Linked DNA regions of Homo sapiens: region 2 is linked to region 1. The links are chromatin loops, found by intact Hi-C in ENCODE. Cell type or tissue: PC-9. All regions are shown on one strand. Links, peaks and the distances in the headings refer to the core of each region. The heading gives the core; the rest is flanking DNA.

What was found. A loop is a pair of places that touch in the nucleus more often than their neighbours do. Peaks named below come from ENCODE experiments on the same cell type or tissue, not always from the same donor. Only the 100,000 strongest peaks of a DNase experiment are listed, where the experiment ranks them.
Region 2: a loop joins it to region 1, with 10 times the contacts of the local background. A loop is called at or near these places in 3 of 110 quality-filtered maps.

What each region holds. Positions count from the first base shown.
Region 1 is chr4:176,791,689-176,800,141 of GRCh38, reverse strand. It overlaps VEGFC (vascular endothelial growth factor C), which reads left to right and starts at 7,220. Exons shown (of 7, transcript NM_005429.5): 1 at 7,220-7,977. The coding sequence starts at 7,831. In PC-9, for the core only: no CTCF peak of the experiment used is centred there; DNase peaks (open chromatin) are centred at 5,301 and 5,761; H3K4me3 peaks cover 1,204 bases; H3K27ac peaks cover 2,149 bases.
Region 2 is chr4:176,438,566-176,447,018 of GRCh38, reverse strand. It overlaps LOC124900817 (a long non-coding RNA gene), which reads right to left and starts at 3,932. Exons shown (of 4, transcript XR_007058376.1): 1 at 3,021-3,932. In PC-9, for the core only: no CTCF peak of the experiment used is centred there; a DNase peak (open chromatin) is centred at 3,718.

The sequences.
Region 1 (8,453 bases), core at 2,261-7,260:
CCAAATTGGGTAAGAAATATCCAAACTTCAAAGACTTTTGTAAGTCTTTGTAAGTCTTGAGTGGAAGCTGTCCACATCCTGCAGTTGCCATCTTGAAACAAAGCTTCGTGGTAGAAGCTGTCTCTATTCCAAGGGCCACTGGCTTCTGAAAAATACTTTAGAATCCCTAATTTTCAATCTTCTAATGGAATGTCAGTCCTTTTGTCAGTGGGCCAAACTTTGTGTCTTTTTAGCTGGGAGACATAAATCCAAGCATCTATACCCTCAAGTTTAACTGCTGTTCTAGTCAAATTTATCTGCTATTTCTTTCCAATGTGGTTTCTAGGAATTTTTTCTATGCTGTCTTTTCCAGATGACAAAGTCTTTGTTTTTCAGGTCGTGCCAAGATTCCTTGGGAGAATATGAAGAAAATGCAAGCCATACTTGTTGGTGATAAGAGTGAGTATATTGTGTGAGTCCCTTGTGGTGCTTTGCCATGTCTGCCCAAAGTATGGTAGAGCCCTAAATTGGGTGAGAAATATCCAAACTTCAAAGGGCGAGCTGTTACTGTCAGAATCTACCTTTCTAACAGACAAAAGTTTCCTCTCACTTTGGAAATTAGCAAACATTGACTAGGATATTCAAAATCCATACCAAGGAGGTGACTGTATGAAACCCATTTGTAAGGGTTCAAAGGTACCCTGACACTTGAGTTCTTGTCCAGCCTCCACCTTTACAGTTTAACTAGATTACGCTGGTGCAGAAGAGACCAGCAACTGGAGACATTCTCAGCAACCTCCATAAAATTACCCTACCAATGTTGACAAAGTACAGTGATCAATTTGTCCTTCTTGAGGTGGAAAATTTAATGAAAAATGTTTGCAAGGTTCCACCTGAGGTCCACTGGTGACAACAAACTGCCATTCTGAAAGTGACAGATTATGAAGAACATTCCTCGGTAAGGTCTGAAGATGACAGGCACAGTATGCAACAGGGAGAATTTGTGGATTATTAGAGATAGCCACCACTGGAGTTGTTTAACTCTGAGAAAGAGGTCATGTGACAGTGGCAAGTCTTTTGGTTGATATGATAGTGCCAGGATCAAACATTCACAAGACCACCTTTTAAGACACAGAAATTCTCCTTGAGCATTTAAGGGCAAATAGGAAACTGAGTCCTTGACCCTCATTTGGAAGAGCGTCACTGATTTCCTACTTCCTTTTTTTCCCCTTTAGTTTCATTCCGTGAGGGCTTGGAGGTCTAGCAACAGGATGATCTTCCTTTCCAGTTTTGCTTGTATGTTAAATTTCCCTATTTCTGACATTAGGCCACTCAGAGAAAGTGAAGCAAGAGCTGGCACTGCACATGTTCCAGGACCTACATCTGAATGTTTTCTATAGGTGTGATGGAGCATCCCCCTGAGGTTTCCAATGCTGTCATTTTTGTTTTGGTGCATAAACTCCAAAAGTTTTGTCTAAAATTTATAGCTTTTTTAAGTTCCTCTGGTTTTACTCTGAAATGTGGAGTCTCTTAAATCATACTCAAGGTATTCACACTGCCTTTTCCAACACATTTTGTTGCATTTGAGGTTGATAATAACCTATAAATCAGTTGATAGAGATCTGGGAACCCTGAATTATGTGTTCCTAGAACTATTGCAAATTTCTCTGTAAATTTATACCTACCTTGCATAGACTTTGGAAGTTTTTGAAAATGACGTTTACCTTAGACCCAACCCAGGGCTTAAAATCTGCCATAATGAGCTTATACTGATTTGGTCAACTTTAAGAGCCAATTGAGCATTTAGTGTTTCTAGCTGGCCAGAAGAAAAGGGACATCAGAAAGAGTGTCAGGGAAGGGGAACTTGGAGGGCAACTGGGTGAGAGAACAGGAATAGTAAAGGTAAAAGCTTTTTGAGTCAAGTGGTGATTTGGGCAGATCTAAAAAAGAGCTTTTCACATTTTTTCATTTGCGCCTTCCGTGGAACAATTACTGAAGCAATTGTGGAATCTGTATTTTTATTGTAAGACTTCTTATATCAATCAGAACATACATATCATTGAATGTTTGGAATTTCACTCTCTTTCCATAAGGCACCTCTCAAATGAACAGTTTTGTTCTTACAAAAGGTTTCTCAAATGGCCTCTGAAATTCTAAATTAATGTTGGTAAAATTAAGCTGTTTAGACAGAGATACATAGTATCAGTTATAGTGCAAAATACATGTAGGAGGCAGGAATATGGCTTGGAGGGGATATGAACTTGGGTTTAATCTGAGACAAAGGCAAAATGATCTGGCAATGGGTGGTCAAATGAGTTGTTTGTGTACCTCATGCCCTTGGCTCCCCAAACTAAAGGTTAGGTAATCTCCAGTGGCAAATCTGATAAATGTGCAGTTTGGGAAGACGGAAAGTTTGACCAAGAGATCTCATTCAAAATCAGTGTCTCACAGACAAAACAAGACTTCAAATCGTTGTATAAGCTTTTGATAAAGTTTATGGCAATATCTGTCTAGTCAATACCAATCCTTCTGGGCATCTAGTCCCAAGGGATGGCTCAGTGAATTGACTTAACAGGACCCGTGCTTATTCTCTTTCTTATGAACTTCCTTTTTTTGACTCCCATGAGAAAATTATGAAGGCAGCAGGGATAAAAAGCAATAGTAATAAGGCAGATATCTATTGAGGATAAATTTGTTCAAGTCTGATCAAATAATCAAAGGGTTCTTGAAAGGAGATCTTTTAGCATTTGGTAGCTTGATAAAAAGAAACTGGGACTGAAATCTAACAGAAGACATAACCCTTCATTGCAGTCAGAGTGATTCCCCCCACCAAGCCAGGAAGCTCAAGAGGCCTCAGTGATTTGCACTATTTTTGAATTTAGGATCTTTGCTTGAGCTACTAGGGAGAAGGATTTCAATGGGACCTCCAAGTTGTTGTACACCCGAAAATATCAGTAGAAAAGTTTTCAATAAACAAAAGTTCCATTTAGCCGAACCTACAGCAGTAAGGGAGAGTGCCACCTGGACAGGGTCTTAGGGTGTCTTGGGTAAGTCAGAAGCAGAATAGTTGTAGAGCTTTGGAGTCTGGACACGAGTAGTTTAAGGTGGGTCTTTCAAAGTGGGGAATTGAGTAAGATTGGGCAACGTTCATGATCTAGTAGTTTAGGATCAGTTAACATCTGTAAGTGAGAGTTTGGGTAAGAAAACTGTCATTAATAAGCAGGCTGTTTACCAGAGTCAGAATATTATTATCTTCGATATATTGTTTTGCCAGCATTTCTTGAAGCAAACACTGAATTTAAATACTGGATTGCAGTCTTATCTTTTCCAGGCTAATGTTTCCTAGAAGAAACAACTAAGTCATGTGTACATAACTGGTTCATAGTTTTACCTAAGTCATGTTCACAGCTGATCTCAATTCTTAAAGCCTATGATTTTAATATCAGAAAAAGTAGAACTTCAAATAAAAATATCAGAAGTTAAAAAAATGACATTGTATACTACCAAGAAGAAAATTAGATCAAAATGATATAGTATCCCATTATGTTAAAAAATAACAGGAAGAACTACTGTCAGAAACAGAAAAACATGTCAACAATTATAACTGGAGATTTTAACGTCATTCCCAAACAAGATTTGAACATTATAATAAGCTCAAAATTAATACCCAACAAAAATAAAGCACACACAGAATTAGTTGCAATGATCAGCCATGTCCAGGACTACAAAGAAAGCCTGAATGCATTTCTAAAAGCAACATCATTTATAGCAAAAATTAAATATAATAAAATTAGAAATTGATAAAAATCATATATCCCTAAACTAAGAAAACACAAATAATTTGGGGGTTAAAAATATAAACAAATTAAGATATATTTGCAACTGTTTGCCAAAGGAAGCACTACGTATCAAAATTGAGAAATACAAGTAAAGCAGAATTTAGACAAAACTTGTATTTTATTGATCGACTGATTGATTGCAGAGATGGGGTCTTGCTGTGTTGCCCAGGCTGGTCTCAAAGTAACTTCAAGTGATCCTCCTTCCTCAGCCTCCCCAAATGCTGGGATTACAGATGTGAGCCACCACACATGGCCCGAAACTTGTATTTTTAAACTAAAAAGAAGAAAAATGAACTAAGCATTCAGCTAAAAAAGCTTGAAATGAAGCAACAAAGTAAAACTAACAAAGCAAGAAGGTAGGGAATAACAAATGAGAAATAAAGTAGATGGTCAGAATGGATATTAGAGAATGTACAATGGATATATTATCATCATTATTTTGCCATCCAAAACTATCATCTCCCATATCTACTTGGGAGGCTGAGGCAGGAGAATAGCTTGAACCCAGGGGTTGCAGTGAGCTGACATGGTGCCACTGTACTCTAACTGCACTCCAGCATGGGAGACAGAGCGAGACTCCATCTCAAACAAACAAACACACACACACACACACACACACACACACACACAGACACAAAACACAAAGAACAAAACCTATCATCAAAGAAAACAAAAACTCAATATGTAAAAGAGGTGTTATTCTGGCTGGGGCCCTGCTACCTCTCTTTCTCCACTGACTGAGCAATGCTTTTTGAATAACCAGATTTAGAAGACCTGTTGTAAAATAGGTCTTGCATGAAGCTAGTGATGAACTCACAAACCAGTGAAAAGGACTTTCTCAACCTTTAAAATCTGCTAGTGGCAAAAAGTGTTTCCAGGGGGTAAGGAAGAAAAAAAACCAAAAAGTCCTGAGCAACTATTCGTTTTTACCTTAAGACATTCTGTGTGTGTGTGTGTGTGTGTGTGTGTGTGTGTGTGTGTGTGTGTGTGTGTGTGTGTGTGTTTTAAGTAGAGACGGGGTTTCACCAACGTTTGAAAATATTTATCATGGTCTCCCTAAGATGGACGGTGTTAGCTAGGATGGTCTCGATCTCCTGACCTCATGATCCACCCGCCTCGGCCTCCCAAAGTGCTGGGATTACAGGCGTGAGCCACCGTGCCCGACCAACCTTAAGACAAACAACTACTGCATGATTGTTTTTGGAGACCTTTTTTTTATTCAAATAAACTTTTTGCCAGCATTTTCTGACTCAAAGTATAGCAGCAGGAAGATAACACTTTTGTGAGAAAAAAGTTTGAATACAGCTTACTGCTGTATTTAAATGAAACAGTAGTTAATATGATATTAATATATTTTGGATATATTTTGAGTTTGTTGATTTTCCAGTCTTCACCCGCTGCTAGGCCTGTGGGTGTTGGAAATGCCTGTGGTTCTCAATTTTGTTTGCCTATTAGAATCCTGATGTCCAAGCCTTACTCCAGTTAGACCAGTTAAGCCAGAAAGGCAGAAGGTGTACTCAAGCATCTGTTTTTTCAAAATCTCCTTTTGTGATGCCAAGTGCAATCAAAGTTTAGAATCATTGTAATAGCAAATGGTTGAATGGAAACTCCACCTTCTATTCAAATCCTACCCCAGTCTGCCCTTAGCTGTTCCCTTTTCACAGATCTATCAATGTCTGAAGATAACTATGGCAGGCTGATCAAATATGCATAGAGCAGGAAGACAGCAAGAGAGTGATACACTGACCATGTTCCAAATCACAAAACATCTCAACAGGCTAGATCATGGACCGAGTCTGATGGGATGGAATTTCATAAAGATACATAAAAAAGCATCTTGGATACAGTAAACTTAACTCCACAAATACAGGGGAATTTAGACGTGACTAAGTAGCAGTACATATGAAAAATTATTGAGGAATTTTGTTGACTTTAAGGGTAGTGTGAGTCAACACTGTGATTTGGCTGCCAGAAAATAAACTCAATCCAAGGCTGTATCAACAAAGGCATACTGTCCATTCTGCATGCTCATTACAGCACTAAGTACCGAGCCATGTTCTCAACCGCATACTTCATGAACATGGAAAGCTAACAGTATGGTTAAGGGGGGAAACTGGAACTGTCATCTTGGGGAATAAAAGGGATATTTAGCCAGGAGTAAAGTTAGCTTAGGGAGACCATGATAAATATTTTCAAAATATTTGAAGGACTCAGTTGTGGAAGTGAGATTAGATTTATTGTGTAAAACTCCAGGAGTCAAAAGCAATAGAGAGATAGAAGGAAATGCTTTTCAGCAGTGTTGCTCATCAATAAAGGGAGTGAACAGCCACACAGAATGGAAGGTTCCCTGTCCTTTGAGATATTTAAGCCTTCAAGTAAATTATGGGTGAGGAGTTTCAAATCTAGAGTTGAACCAGATAAGAAAGTCTCTTCTTCCGGTAAGATATTATGGACCTATAACATCTGTGTACTTAAAAGTAGATTGGGAGTGAAAGGCAGACTTTTGATGTTCTGTACACTGTTGAAACCCCTTAGCGTGGTCCTCTGTAACCTGCTCACCCTGCCCCAAGGAGGCAGCTAGCCAATGCCACCAGCCCAACGGAAACCCCAGTGCTTTTCCAATGGGGAAATGCAGTCACTTTTCTTTGGATGCTACACATCCTTTCTGGAATATGTCTCACACACATCTCTCTTTATCACCCCCTTTTTCAAGTAAACCAACTTCTTGCAGAAGCTGACAATGTGTCTCTTTACTCTCCACGAAGATTCTGGCCCTTCTCTTCACCTGTCAGAAGTTTAGGATTCCAAAGGGATCATTAGCATCCATCCCAACAGCCTGCACTGCATCCTGAGAACTGCGGTTCTTGGATCATCAGGCAACTTTCAACTACACAGACCAAGGGAGAGAGGGGACCCCTCCGAGGTCCCATAGGGTTCTCTGACATAGTGATGACCTTTTCTTGGAACTTTTACAACCCCCAGGACATTTCCAAACTTTGAGCAGGGCTCTGGGGGCCAGGCGTGCGGGAGGGAGGACAAGAACTCGGGAGTGGCCGAGGATAAAGCGGGGGCTCCCTCCACCCCACGGTGCCCAGTTTCTCCCCGCTGCACGTGGTCCAGGGTGGTCGCATCACCTCTAAAGCCGGTCCCGCCAACCGCCAGCCCCGGGACTGAACTTGCCCCTCCGGCCGCCCGCTCCCCGCAGGGGACAGGGGCGGGGAGGGAGAGATCCAGAGGGGGGCCGGGGGAGGTGGGGCCGCCGGGGAGGAGGCGAGGGAAACGGGGAGCTCCAGGGAGACGGCTTCCGAGGGAGAGTGAGAGGGGAGGGCAGCCCGGGCTCGGCACGCTCCCTCCCTCGGCCGCTTTCTCTCACATAAGCGCAGGCAGAGGGCGCGTCAGTCATGCCCTGCCCCTGCGCCCGCCGCCGCCGCCGCCGCCGCTCAGCCCGGCGCGCTCTGGAGGATCCTGCGCCGCGGCGCTCCCGGGCCCCGCCGCCGCCAGCCGCCCCGCCGCCCTCCTCCCGCCCCCGGCACCGCCGCCAGCGCCCCCGCCGCAGCGCCCGCGGCCCGGCTCCTCTCACTTCGGGGAAGGGGAGGGAGGAGGGGGACGAGGGCTCTGGCGGGTTTGGAGGGGCTGAACATCGCGGGGTGTTCTGGTGTCCCCCGCCCCGCCTCTCCAAAAAGCTACACCGACGCGGACCGCGGCGGCGTCCTCCCTCGCCCTCGCTTCACCTCGCGGGCTCCGAATGCGGGGAGCTCGGATGTCCGGTTTCCTGTGAGGCTTTTACCTGACACCCGCCGCCTTTCCCCGGCACTGGCTGGGAGGGCGCCCTGCAAAGTTGGGAACGCGGAGCCCCGGACCCGCTCCCGCCGCCTCCGGCTCGCCCAGGGGGGGTCGCCGGGAGGAGCCCGGGGGAGAGGGACCAGGAGGGGCCCGCGGCCTCGCAGGGGCGCCCGCGCCCCCACCCCTGCCCCCGCCAGCGGACCGGTCCCCCACCCCCGGTCCTTCCACCATGCACTTGCTGGGCTTCTTCTCTGTGGCGTGTTCTCTGCTCGCCGCTGCGCTGCTCCCGGGTCCTCGCGAGGCGCCCGCCGCCGCCGCCGCCTTCGAGTCCGGACTCGACCTCTCGGACGCGGAGCCCGACGCGGGCGAGGCCACGGTAGGTCTGCGTTAGGGTTTGCGGAGAACCCGAGAGTTTGCGTTAGGGTCTGCGGCGGACCCGAGAACCTGCGCGGGGGAAAGTGTGTGTGCTTTAAGCTTGTGTACGTGGGATCCAAAGTTACTGAGCTCAGTGCACGCTGCTTTGGAGAAAAATCTTCTTCTTTTTAAATAGAAAGTTGTTACTAGAGAGGCAAGCAAGTTACACGAGTGAAGGGCCCGGAGAGGTGCCCAGTGAGAGATCCCGAAATCTATTTCAGACTGGTTTCCTCTGGGGCAACCAAGGGGTCTTGAACCCTGCCCAGTCAGCGGGGCTCTGGAGAGTATGAGTTCATTTTGGTCGGGAAATGCTCGTTTCTTTCCCCAGCTGATTCATGGGACTCCAAACAGATTCTGGGACACTGGTGATCAGTCAACCCAGCCTTACTTTCCTGGAGTGTTCATAGTCTGCAGAGCACCAGGCGCTGTGAGCGACTT
Region 2 (8,453 bases), core at 1,837-6,836, 350 kb after region 1:
ATTAGTAAACAAATTTTAAAAATTTCTGAACATGATTTTTAAAATCTGTCTCAAAGCAGCAGAACTATTTTTCTTAAAAATAGAATCCAAGGAATGATGCCATTGAAGTATGAAAAAGACAAGGACCATCACTATACTCACTCTTACCTTAAATTACTCACAATATGCTGGCCAATGCAGAATCAGGAAAAATAAAGGTCACATAAATATTTGAAAGAAGGTGATAAAAAGTATCATCATGTGCGTATTATATTATGTGCTGCCAGGAAAACTCAAGAGAACCCATTGAAAAACTTTCATAAATAACTAAAGAGATTAGCGACCAACAAAAAATTGCATAGAAGTGAATTTTTTATGCTAATTTATTTAAAAATTGTTCTAAAAATTTAATGGCAAATAGTCCTGATAAAAGTAGTGCCTTAGTTCAATCGAGCTTGTATAACAACATGCCTTAGACTGAGTAATATATAAACAACAGCAATCTATTGCTCGCAGTTCTGGTGGCTGGGAAGTCCAAGATCAAGGTGTCAGCAGATGTATTGTCTGATGACAATACGTCTTTTTTGTAGTGACAGGGTTTTCCTGTGTTACCCAGGCTGGTCTCAAACTCCTGGGCTCAAGTGATCCACCCACCTCGGCCTCCGAAAGTGCCGGGATTCAGGTATGTTGTGAGCCATCATGGCCAGCAGTCTTAGTTCATTTTTCTGTCTAAGGTGTCAAAAGTACTTCAAGGAAAAGAATAATTAAAAACATAAAGTCCTAGAGGAAAAGTTACACCATGTTTTCTCACATATCAGAAGAGAAAAACAAGCTCCCTCAGTCCTCTTTTGTAAGAACACTAATCCCATTCATGAAGGTTCTGCCCTCATGACCTAGTACCCTCCCAAAGACCCCCCCACCTCTTAATACCAACATTGGAGATTAGATTTCAACATGAATTTTGGAGGGACACAAGCATTCAGACCATAGCAAGTAGCAACAAGAGACGAAATACGTAAGTAGAAATGTGTAGGACTTAGATGAAGAAAATTAACTTTATGGAGGGATGAAAAATGCATTGAGTAAATAGAAAGACCATGTTTATAAAAAGACAGATCATGTTTATATGTGAAAATATTCAACAGTATAAAAAGGTATGATTCTAGAATTGTAATGCAGTATATCAACTATTAACCTGAGGGTTTTCTGGTATTTTCGTTTGTTTTTGTTTCCTTTCTTTTTTATGCCAATTAAAAACACTTGATAATTCTTTGTGGAAGAAATAATTGGACATACATTTATGTGAACTGCTATACAAGATACTGAGAATAAAATAATAAATAGAAAACATACAGTCCCAGCTCGTGGAGTTTTTCTTTATGGTGTGAGAGAGAAAAATTTAAAAGTACACCAAAAACTTACAGAATGTAATGCATAATGAGATTTCTATTCTAATAGGCCAAACCTAATTAGATAATTAAGGTCTCTCCGGGAAGTAATCCTTAAGCTATAACAAAGACATTTTAAAGATAGATGCCTACATCTGAAAGACTGAAAATCTGCATAACATGAGTGATGAAGGGGATTGATAATGTTTTCCTCTTTAGTCTACATGTATTATTTAAAATTTCTATAATAAAGATATAAATTTCTAAGAAAATAACACATTAAATTAGTTTTTAAAGCAACTTGAAATTAAGGACCATAGCTTTAACATTGGTGAATTTTTCTAGAATGCCCTATATGTATTTAAGCCCTGGGCTTAATCATCTGTGCATTTCTCCAGTGTGAAAAATGTATTCAGTCAGTGAATGAATATAGATAAAGACAATTGAAACATATTTTCTCATAGTCTATGATTAATGTTCCTTTGTTCTTTATTCACAAACATATCCAGAGTACTTTGAGTAAAGAAATAGCTACAATCTTTATTTCAGCAATTTATATAATCATGTTTTATTTATATATAAATGGGATGAAAAATGCAGAACATTACTACTTATCTGACTTTTACAAAATATTCTATATAACTGCTTGACGTTAGTCCAAAAGTAGTCTCTGATTCAGTCTGCCAGCAGAAGAAATGAGTCAGATTGCTCTCATAATTATAGATAGCTTTTTAAATAAATGTCTGCTGGATAGCATTCCTACTTACGAAGCCACAAACATGCATAGAAAACCTTTTGAATTCATTTCTCTAAAATTTCAGGAAGATATGGTCAGTGGAATAAACCTTTCACAAATTCGAATACATTAAAAATGAGTATTTATTTCTAATTTTTTGACCAATATGCCCATTTGTCTATTTTTTTCCTTTTAAAATACGGAGAATTGAACATATTTCCATGCAAGAAATGAAGATAATTTTAATAAGACTTTTGATACTTAAATATACTTCATACTTTAAAGCTTTACAATGAGTAATCTTAAAATCAGTGTAACTATCAATAGATTTTTTTACAATTTACTTAATACACAAAAACATCCTAAATCTGAAAAATATACTTTTGTAAATATTGTATTCTAATGCCTTTCAAAAGGTGTAGTTAAGTGATCATTTTTACAGATGGTGAATTATTTAGATTTTCATATTATATTAACTCTTCAAATATAATCTCCCATTAAATAGCACATAATGCTTCTAAATGAATTTGGTGGGTAAAATCCATGAGACACTACAGATCAAATGAATTTCAGCATTAGAAATGCACAAGCCCATCAAAGTTCTACTTCAAGGACTGTTCTTAAGAGCAATAATTGGCAAGTGGTATGAAAGTCAATTAGAAGCTTCATGAGCAACTAGGAGCCAAAGCCTTGTGGTTTTGGCTCAGATATCTCCCAATGGAATGTCCATTCCAATCCATCATGAGCAGGATTCAGTTTGTTTTACCTGACACTTGTATACTTCATCAAGGGAAGTGCTAATGAGCAAGCAATCGCTTTTATTTCAAAATATAATGCTTATAAAGGGTCAGTCACTGGTAGCTCTTCCAAATGATCTCCAGTACACGAAAAGAGAAGCCAGAATAAGCAATACAAACCTGTTGCCCCTCCAGTGACCTCTATCTTGAGTTAGAGTTACTTCCTGATGTAGATGTTGGAGATGGCTCAGTTTGTATGTGACTTTAATCCAAACCAGCTCCCTAAAATGAGGTGAAAAAAATGACGCTTTAGATCCCAAAGAACCAAAGGAGGGGTAAGATAGAATGTGTGCTGCTGCTCAATGTGACTCACTAGTACCTTGTGTGGAATTTTAGTTTTCCTCTCTTGTATATCATGGGCTCACCTTCTGATAGTGAAGTAGAGGAAAAGACTACATGCCCTTTATATCCAGAGTCAAATATCTTCCATTCACACTGGCAGTAAGAAAGCTGAACAAGGAGCAACTATTTTAGTGGACAAAAGAATTTTATATATGAAAAATTTACTGCCAGCAGTTATCCCTTAAGGTCTGGAACAAAATGTGTCTTTAAAAATCTTGGTGCCAAATGGGATAGAAGGAAACAGCTGGCAAAATGAGATCATGAGCATACAAGAACTTGCTTGGGGTGTGTTATTAAATTTAGTGATACCTTGGTTTTCATCTATGATATAGATGCCAGCTAGCCTATCTTAGCCAGTGTCCAAATAAATAGATTCTCTGACGGTCCTGGCATACAACTTGTACCTCATCTGCCTAAGCTTTCCAGAACACTGGGAAATTCGACACTAAGCCTTCAACCACAAAGATTCATAGAGGGTGTGAACATAACAGTCATGTCATAGGTATTTGTTCAGTAAACTTGGACCGAAGTTTATCCCCATTCTATTTTTCATTTCCTCAAAGATCTGATGCAAAAAAAATGGGGATAGGAAAAAATCTCTAGCGGCATTCATTTGAATCATCAAAAATGCTAAGATAATGGAGAAAAATAGAAAAATTCTAAACCTATCTCAGTCTTTTTTTTAGAAAAAGAAAGGTTTATCACAGTTATTTTATTAAGTGAAATATTTTCAAAAGCTATATTCTGAAAGAAGTCACAATTTCTCTTCCTATCCTACATGATAGAAGACTAGCTGTATAGGATAATGAAGAAGTAAATGCTTTGCAAGTATTGTAAAGAAGACTTGTAAGCCTGAGAGAAGGTTTCAAAGCAAGAGATGAGTGCTTTCAAAAAATAGCCAGTGAATCCATTTTGATAAAGGAAGGATAGACAAATGTGGACAAGAGTAGTAAAACAGTACAGAGAGCTTGAGGAAAATTTAGAAAGAATGAGAAGATCTTTAGTAAGTACTATAATAGAAAGTATTAGAGGTTTGTGGAATTTGAGCATTCTCTTAAAAACAACTGAGGAATCGAACTAGATGAATCTGCATTGATCCCTTTCTGTATGCCAGCTGCTCTGCTAGTGTCCATCCCCATGAGGTGTGGATTACTTATTAACCCACACTGTGAGATGTGGATTTAATTTTCACAACCTCACCGTGATATACGAATTTGTAACCCATTTTACATGTGAGCAGATCAATATTCAGAGTCAGTATCTTGCCAAAAATCATTGTTATTAAAGATTAGATTGATAACCATGTCAGTAATGGCCAAACAAAGCAGTATGGATCCAGAAGAAAGGAAGGTTAAGAAAAATGTGAAGGAGTAGAAGCAGCACCAAAATTTGAATTAAATTAAGGCACTGGGCTCCAATTCAAGTCATGCTGAATTCCCTTCCTTCTCAAGAAAGCACTGTGCTTTCTGGCTTCCGGACTCTCCCTCAGGATTGCTCACCTTGCCTGGAAAACCTGCACCTTGCCACTTTCTCCCATGCAGTTGTCTTTGCCTACTAACTCATACTCACCACTTTCTTCAGAAGGCCTAGGCCAGCGCCCTGAGTAACGTGGAGCTCCCTTAGGCTCCCCCAGCACTCTCTCTATGCTTGTCTCAATCGCCACACTCACGACTCCATGGCTTCATGTCTCCTATGTGTCTATTTATCCCTCTGGGCCATGAGCTTCTTGAGATCAAGAATTGTCTTTTTCACTTTTTTAACTGTGAAGCTTAATGGGGCACCTGGGACATTTCCTCCATGGTTTCCTGGTAACACGATGGCTTTGCCCTTTGAAGGGGAATGGAAAAATATGAAGAAACCAACAGTTCAGGCAAGTTATATTGGGGGCTTGATGACACGGTGAGGTAAGTGAAGAAGTTTTTGAAAGACTGACTGACTGTGCCTCTTAGATCTTATTCATTTGGAAGGGACTTTCCATTACACTTGAAATGAAATCCAAGTTTCTTACCTCCCCTATCTAGCCCTATGTGATCTAGCCCCTGCCTGTCTCTCCAGCCTTATCTACTATTTCTCTTCCTCTCATTATCTGTCTTCCAATCCCAGTGGCCTCCTGGCTATTTCTGGGACATACCAAACTTTTTCCTACCTCAGGCCTTTATAGGGCTGTCTTCATTTTAACATTTAGGTTACTGTGTCTCTCAGGAGGAATCCAACAATGACAACAAGTGAAGCGTCTCCTGCCCACCTTCAAGCATTTTCCTGCTCTTTCAATGTCTATTAGTCTCTAAATTTACACCGCTGTTTGTGTGATGATTTACTTTCTTTCATCTCAGTATTGGAATTTTAAGCACTGTGAGGGGAGGTTATGGTCTTTTTACTTTGGAATCCCCAGTATCTGGCACATAGTACATGCTCAATAAATATTCCTGAATAAGTGAATACATTGATCAACCACCCTGTGCTTTTGCTATGCATTATCAGTGGGAACGGATAAACATGAAAATAATAGCTAATATAATAGTTAATATATATTAATTTGCTGTATTCTTAGCACTTTCCTAAGTGTTTCATATGTACTAATATATTTAGTCTTCAGAAAAACCTATCATTATACCAATTTTACACTTAAAAAACTAAGGCACAGATAATCTATGTTGTATAATATGCCATACAGTGTAATACAGATAAAATATAATGTGAAGATACATAAATAACAGCCTTTGGTTTTCTAGTTTGTCATCTAGCATATGATGTCATTTCTGAAATTAATTCCCTTTTACTTCCTTTTAGCCTCTCATCTTGTAGGAAATTCTTACTCTTCCTTCTGGATTTAGTGTACATCTTGCAACCACTGAGTAGTTCATGTAAAGTGTCACCTACAATATTAGATGTGCAACCTCGTTGCCCCCACAGAGCTTTCTACATAATTGTGTTAAAGCTCATAGCACATTTAAATTAAAAATGTGTATTTACTTGGCTGTCTCTCTGATTAGACAGAGCTCTTTGAAGGGAGGAATATTGTCTTTCTGCTTCCACTATCATTAATGCCTATCACAGCATCTAATATAGAGTAGATTCTCAGAAACTGTTTATTAAATTAATTGCTACCATTGTTCATATGCTGAGAAATTTTTTAAATTGCTTGTTCCTCCGAGCTTAAGAATCCAAGTTTTTACCAGTTAAATAGGTTTTTTAAATAATTCATCTTGAAATAAATATAGCTTGGTAAAATAATCAGATTAATTCAGACACGTTTCATATATTAATCATGTCAGAAACAAGTGTCCTGCAAACCGTCTATTGGCCTTAGAAATGTACATAAACTCAACTTGTCCTTAGCCATGTTATGAAGACATACCAATTGGGTTTTGGATTCCCTTCACATATAAGCAGTAGCTCACTTGCCTACAACTTAGGTCACTCTGTAATATTCACTTAGTTCATTCTAGATAAGAAAACCTCTAGCAGTTCAGCGTTGGGATTTAATTAAGCAGATAATCTAAAACATTGGATGTTTTATTCAATCTTAACTGAATAATCCAAACCTCTGGAGTCTACTATATATATTGGGCTCAAAACTTAGCAGGAGAGGTATTCTCATAATATTTTTCAACACAATTTCTTTCTGCCTTTAGCCAAAAATAATGTGAAAGAGATCTGTTGACAAATTAAGGTCCAAGCTTGGAGATTTAAAAAAAAAAAAGACAAAGGGGAAAAATAGAAGTCTGAAATTTTAAAAAGTTCCAATTCGGGCTCACAGTTAAAACAACACAACAATAAAACCACAACAAAAGTGGTAAACACATTGGATAGTCATGCTTTATTTTAGTATACTATGGTGTGGTTCCCATTCAAATATGAACAGAGCTCGTTCAGTTTTCCCTGCCTCTGGCAAATTCACCTCAACTAAAAGGACTCAGAGATGATGAGAAGATAAGAGTTCCAAGGAGGGCAGCCTATCATAAGAAACACAATAACAGGAAATAGGTGGTGGTCACAGGCATTAAAATGTGCCTTAAGTGTGAACTTAGGGAAAAAAAGTGCAAACAAAGCAATGACTGAAGCCAAGAAGCAGAACAGTGCTTTTGCTATGGAAGAAAGCTTCGCCTGCATCTTAGAATAGGTTGATTTTTCACTGTCAGGCAACTTTAATTGAATCCATGCTCTAGGAGAAGCGCCCCTCCGCCCCCCAAAAAATGTAAGGTACCACCTGGGCTTGAATTTAGAACAAGTTTGCCCACCTGAAGATAATTTAACACTTCCAGAAGCATTTCAAATATTTAATTTATTAATACAGGAGGTTTTTTCTGTTTTTTATTTTCTTCTAGTATTCTTCTGAGGAAAAGCACAATGTAATTATCTTAATTAACTACATTTGATGTAATCAAATACTTGTTTGAAGTGGACCAGAATTCCAGGATGCTTGTGAGATCCAGCTCCAGCTGCACTATTTAGGTACATAATTCCAGGTAAATGAGAGGACAAATAAAAACACAATACATATAGCCTCTATGAGAAAAGAAAAAAGCATGCCAATCTAGAGTCAACCTCTTAAAAGAGTCATTTTCAGAGATTACGGTATTTATTAGCCTTCACATGCTGCAACGTAAAATCCATTTGGAGAAAATCTTTTCCATTTCCATTTATTTTTTTCAACTAAATTGATATCATCTACCATAATCATCTACCTTATTCATTGGGCTATTTCTGTCCTTTGGGCAGCCCCCTAAATTTAAAGTTCACCCTCAAAGGCAAACTTCTATCACCACAGAACATATTCAAGACTCAAAGTAATTTTTAAAATGCAGCTCAAAAATCACCTGAGTAGAACAAAATGCATAATATTCCAAGGCAGAGGAGAGTAAAATAACTCTAGAATGTTGCTAGTGAGTGTTTTTATTTTAATTTTTCTTAGTCCTCCATATTCACTTTATAATTGTAATGTGGTGTTTATCCCCTCCATTTCTAAATAATTTATTTTCCAGAGTTCCTGAAAATATTTCAAAATGAAACCGAATACAGTTACAAAATGTGCATCTGCACAACTCACGGGCCCATTTGTGAAATATGGTGCTCATTACTGATAGTGGAACTGGTGGGGAATTTGAAACCCATTTAGAAATGTTAGGAATTATCTCAGGAGGAGTAAGAACCTTATTTGGACTGAAGCTGTCTGCAAAAATATGAAAAGAAAGACTCAAAGGCTAGGCT